Regions from separate parts of the Homo sapiens genome. Here region 1 is linked to region 2. Evidence: read pairs that join two places in POLR2A ChIA-PET (ENCODE). Cell type or tissue: A673. All regions are shown on one strand. Each heading gives the region's core, and the rest is flanking DNA. Links, peaks and the distances in the headings are about the cores only. Region 1 has its middle 42 kb from the start of SEMA6D. Region 2 overlaps LOC124900354 (a long non-coding RNA gene).

Region 1 (2,919 bases), core at 153-2,652, 280 kb after region 2:
AAATTGAAAGGCTAGGTCATGAGGGATCTTAGCAGCTTCTCCCTGGGTCTCTTGGGATGCCTCTTGGAACCCAGCCCCAGTGCTATGGGAAACTCTAGCCACATGGAGAGGCCATATACAGGCAATACAATCAACAGCCCCAGCTGAGCTCCCAGCCTATAACCAGCACCTACTGTTAGTCAAGAAGTGAAGCTTTCTTGGACATCCATCTCAGCTCAACCTTTACAACAGGGGTCCCCAACCTCCAGGTCGCAGACTGGTACCAGTCTGTAGCCTGTTAGGAACCTGGCCACACAGGAGGAGGTGAGTGGTGGGTGAGCGAGCATTATCACCTGAGCTCTGCCTCCTGTCAGAACAGCAGCATTAGATTCTTAGAGGAGTGCAAACCCTATTGTGAACTGTGCCTCCAAGGGATCTAGGTTGTACTCTCCTTATGAGAATCTAATGCCTGATGATCTGAGGTGGAACAGTTTCATCCCGGAACCACCCACCCACCCCACATGAAAAAACTGTCTTCCTCAAAACTGGTTCCTGGTGCCAAAAAGGTTGGAGACTGCTGCTTTCGTAGACTGAAGCCCCAACCACCATCTATGACCCCATGAAATATTCAGGAGAGAACTCTCTGAGTCCAGCCTACCCACAGAACCATGAGAGATAATGAATATCTGTTTCAAGATCTATGTGTTGGGGTGGTTTGTTTTGCAGCAATAGGTAACTTGAACAGTACCCTAGCCTGCATTGGCTCTCGGGTTCACACTATTTCTTGCTGAGTAAACTATTTGGGATTAGCAGGGTACCTCAATTGCTGCAAGTGAGAGCCATTAATCTCAGTTTGACTGGAGGAACAATTTAATGTCAGAATTCGTAAAATTGCAGAAATTGTAACTTCCCATCTTTTGCTTATATGGAAAACTTGCCTCCTTTGCTTCTAGGGGTAGTCATGGCACTAATTGTTGACCAATGAGGTATAAGCAGAAATGTGTGCGATTTTTCCAAAAGATTGCTTAAAGGAGCTGAGTTAGCCAAGAAGCAAGACCTTTTCATTCTACTTTACTTTCTCTCTCCTTCTGTCCTATGTCCTAGAACTAGACATGATGGGTGCAGTTTTAGCAGCTAGCTTGGATAATGAGGTGATCTCCAGTATAGAAGTTGCATCAGGCAGGGTCTAACCAGGAAAGCAAAATCATACTTCACATTTAATGTTGATTGAATTTAAAGGGGGGAAGTGGTTACACAGATCCTGGAAGAGCTGAGAAGCCAAACAAAATGGTGAGAAAACCTAGAGATTAGCAAGAGATTAGCCACTACCAATGCCGCGGGTAGGCAAAGGAGAGAGAGTGTCTTGCTGGAGCCGACTGCAGAGTCACCCAACAGAAGCTGAAACACAGTGGGCCTAGCCTGTAGGAGCCAGAGCCCCAAATAGACACAGCCACTGCCAGGGGCAGCCCAAGGCAGAAAGGCTTCTCCCCCCTCCCCCCTCCCCATTCCATCAAACTCTGGCCAATGCCTCCCACTGGCAAAACTCAGCAGGAAGCCAATAATCTCAAGAACCAGAGCAATACAAGCTACAGGGGCCAGCTTCCCTGCAGTACAGGGCACATCAGGGAAAGGGGTAGGGATGCCTCTGAGGGCAAATAAGCCCAGAACCACCACAGAAGCCAGTGCCAGGATGGTGAAACAGAAAGACAGAAGGAAGTTGAGCTCTGATGATCATGGAATTGCCATACAAAATAAATGCTGGTTTTCTGCAAGCTGTCATTTATTCTGATTTTTTTCTTATATAAAGAAAAACACAATACTAATTGATATCAATGCCTCTTAGGGAGGGGAGTACATTAGTGTGCCAAGTCTACCATAGCAAAATACCACAGATTGGGTATTTTCTTACAGTTCTGGAGGCTGGAAGTCCCACATCAAGGTGTCAGCAGGCTAGTTTTCCCTGAGGTCCCTCTCCTTGTCTTGCAGATGACTACTTTCCTGCTGTGCCCCTCACAGGGCCTTTCCTCGGTGTGTGCCCTTCTGGTCTCTCTGTGTGTCCAAGTTTCCTCTTCTTGCGAGGACTCCAGTCTGACTGAATGAGGGCCCACCCTAATTGCCTCATTTTAACTTAATTATCTCTTTAAAGGCTCTCTCTCCAAATATGGTCACATTCTGAGGTCCTAGGGATTAGGGCTTCAACATACAAATTCAAGGGAGACACAATTTCACCCATCACAAGGGCCAAGGAAAAGAATCAGAAAGTTGGAGAGTTAAATCATCCTAAATTATGTATGCCAACTAGAAAATAATAGTGTTGATAATGCCAAACAGCCAATAACCTCAGAAACATTTTTGTGTGGCTTTATGACACCAAGGTCACTCCTGGATCGAACACCTCTGTGGCTTACATTGCTGATATGCTGTTATGTAACTTAGCCTGTTTTATTTGCTCATGCGGAGGCTCACCATTCGTTTTCACTTAGATCACTGAGCCAGGAGGTCTTCTAAGAGACCTAGAATTTGGCAGGTGCTAATTATTGGCTAACCCCTCAACTAACAGGAATTCCCACTTCTGCTGGGGAAGGGATTCGGATGCGCAGTGAATCCTCAATAAAGGGGCAGCTGCAAAATGGTGTCAGTTCCATAGTCTGCTCCTATAATTAGCTGCACCTTAATCCTCATGTACACAATTCTTTCTGAGACTACAAAAGCGCCATCCTCCTCCAGCTGCCAGCCCTTTCCCCTAAGCTTGCTTTTGGCTACACAGCACTGCTTCTGAAGATGTAATTTAGCCTTTCGGTTTAAAAGGCAAGGTCTAATGAGTGATCCTGAGTGGTGATACGCAGAACCCTCACCCTTCCAAGCACAGTGGCTGCACATAGAATAAGAGAAAGCAGAGGCAGTCAGAATGTCACTAAAGGAGGCAAATGTGACCCTGTG
Region 2 (2,919 bases), core at 169-2,668:
AAGGGAAAAGAGGTTAATTCGTTGGAATAAATTCATGGGATTTTTTTTTAAAGACACATCCTGAATCAAAGTGATTAAAACAACAAATGGATAAAGGGTAGAGCTGTGAGAGGACAAGGTTTGCATTACTGAGCATCTTGATTATGTGGGGAAGATGGGAAACAGATCTTGCCCATTCTGGTCTCAAACTACTAAATCCTGAGAATGCCAAGAGGCGAGTCACTGAAGTCAGAAGTTGGAAACATGGCTAAGCTGTCCAGAGTGTGGAACACATGGTCTCTGAAGGTTTTTATTAGTGTGTGGGTGAGAGTTCAGAAGCTCTACTAATTACTTTTGTTTTCAGAATTTATAAAGTTAAGACAGAAAGCGGAATATTAACACTTCACTTCCTCGTGCAGTCATTAATTTACTCACTTAGCATACATTTATTCATAGAAGCTTATTGGTACCAAGTATACCCTCAATGAGCAACCAACCCAAAATTGCAAAAGGGAGATCAAACAGGGAAGCTGTGGTAGGAAGTATCATGGCCTCTTCAAAGATGTCTATATACTAATCACAGAATTTATGTATATGTGATGCTGTATGTCAAGGGAAGATTAAGGTGTGCAGATGGAATTAAGGTTGCTAATCAGCTGACCTTAAAATAGGAGTACTATCTTGGAATATCTGGGTGGGCTCAATGTAATCACAAATGTTCTTAACAGATAGAAGAAGAAGGCAGAGGAGTCAGTGTTGGAGTGATGCCATGTGAGAAAGACTCAACTGGCCATTGCTGGCTTTGAAAATGGAAGGAGGCATAAGCCAAGGAATGAATGCAGGTGCCTCTAGAACCTGGAAAAAGCAAGGAAACAAATTCTCCTCTAGAACCTCCAGAAGGAATGCATTCCTGCCAACACCTTGATTTTTAGCTCGGTGAGACCCATGCTGGACTTCTGACCTGCAGGATTGCAAGATAAGATATTTGACTTATTTTAAGATGCTAAGTTTGCAGTAATTTGATATGGTAGCCATCGGAAACTAATACCGATGCCAAAGCAGTAAAGCAGGAAAGCACTCCAAAATCACAGGAGTGAGAGGAGCAGAAATGTCCTAGGAGAAGACAATGTTTCCTTTTGAAAAGGAAAGTTTACTGGCAACTTCCATTTGAATTTCTTAATTTCTTTCCTCAGTGGCAGTCACTACTTCCAAGGTGGCAGGTTCCAGAGCTGATTCATTATATAATCTTTTCTCAGGAGTATTCTAGCCACCTTTAAAGAAGCTAGGGCCATTTTCCTGACACTGCATCAAGGGGTAAGGTTAGTGGTAAAGAAACCATGCGGTAGGAAAGGCCAACTTTCTCCCTACATAATCCAATCGCATTATCTCCAGACTTGCTCACCCTCTGCTCTTTGCATACTGCAGCTCCAGAGCTTTCATACCTACAGACTTCCTGGAGTTAAGACTAAAACAAGAGTTGTGCTACAGACTACCGTTCCTATTATCATTTTTTGTGTCCTGCTGAGTCCTCCCCTCTTGGCAACTTCAGGACCACCCACTGGGAAGATAATATACAACCCATCAGGAAACTCCCAGTGCCCATCGTGGAGGCCAAGTGCTGCCAACTCTGATTGCTTCTGGAATGCCATTTCTTCCCTGCCCTTTCAATATTCTTGTTATGCGACTCCTATGATCACTGCCAATCTGTAGAAAATTACAGGATGAATTTTTGTGAAGGACTGAATTTGCATACTGGTCTTTTGTTGTTTATTGTTGGGGGGATTTTGCTTTTTGCACACAATTTCTGCACATTTTATTGGAAGTTATTGGGTTAGATTCATCCCATTCATTCACTAGCCTGGCATTGCTATGCATGTGCTGTAGGGGCTTAGCATTAAACGATTTTCTTTGTTCAGATTTGGATTGCTGTCTCTGCTTGCAAATTATTTTTCACAATGACTCCTTCTTTTCCTTCTCTCTCTCTCTCTTTCTCTCTCTCTCTCTCTCACACACACACACAGACACACACACACACACACACACACACACACACACACACACACAGATGAGGTTAGATATTTTTCCATTGCCAAGTTCAGGACCCATGAATACCTTTTCCAAGTTCAGGACTGTGGTAAGTCTTTACATTGGTTCCTGATTATCACACAGCCATTGTGTTCTGCTAAACAAAATAAATTATTAGGGGAAGACCCAGAACCCATATCTGCGTTTTAATAGAGCATAGTTTCTCAACCTTGGTTCCATTGACATTTTGGGCCAAGTAATTATTTGTTGTAGGAGGCTGTCATGAGCATACTGGGATGTTGAGCAGCATCCCCGGCGTCTACCCTCTGGATGCCATTGTCAATATCTCCCCTAGCTGTGAAAATAAAAACTGTCTTCAGGCATTGCCAAATGTTTTTTGAGGGGCAAAATCACCCCTGGTTGAGAACCACTGGAGTGGAGAGATCATAAACACCCAATTTCAAGCAACTTGTTAAGACAGCCTCAAAAATAGTGAACAGGCTCAGCTGTTTGCTCAGCTTTGTGGACCACCTGTGGCCAATTAGCTTGACAAAGTTATTGAGTTACAAGACTTGGACATATGGCCTCAACTACGGCAACTGTATGCGCTCTGTGGGTCAGCTTCACTGGAAGGATTGGGTTACATACATTCCACTTTTCTCTGCCCTTCAACTCCTTAAAGGCAGCTCAGTTACTCACTAACTGATAGTGATGACAGTTTGAGCCAACAACATGGATCCTTTCAATGTATTAGGTTAGTGTAAAAGTAATTGTGGTTTTTGCCATTGAAAGTAATGGCAAAAACCCCAATTATTTTTGCACCAACCTATAGTTGCATGTGCTAAGTAAAAATAGCCACAGATTATTGCTGAAATTATTATTGCTATTGTTGTTATTATTTAACAAGGAAAAAGT

What was found. ChIA-PET counts read pairs that join two places held together with the same protein. Peaks named below come from ENCODE experiments on the same cell type or tissue, not always from the same donor. Only the 100,000 strongest peaks of a DNase experiment are listed, where the experiment ranks them.
Region 1: POLR2A ChIA-PET joins it to region 2 with 11 read pairs; 1 of 35 experiments calls an interaction of 5 or more read pairs at or near these places.

The regions. Positions count from the first base shown.
Region 1 is chr15:47,674,510-47,677,428 of GRCh38, reverse strand. It overlaps a transcript of SEMA6D not described here. Among named protein-coding and RNA genes, the nearest start is that of SEMA6D, 42 kb to the left of the region's middle. In A673, for the core only: no CTCF peak of the experiment used is centred there; a DNase peak (open chromatin) is centred at 1,528.
Region 2 is chr15:47,951,649-47,954,567 of GRCh38, reverse strand. The region is part of intron 1 of LOC124900354 (a long non-coding RNA gene); the gene reads right to left. Among named protein-coding and RNA genes, the nearest start is that of LINC01491, 110 kb to the right of the region's middle. In A673, for the core only: no CTCF peak of the experiment used is centred there; a DNase peak (open chromatin) is centred at 1,537.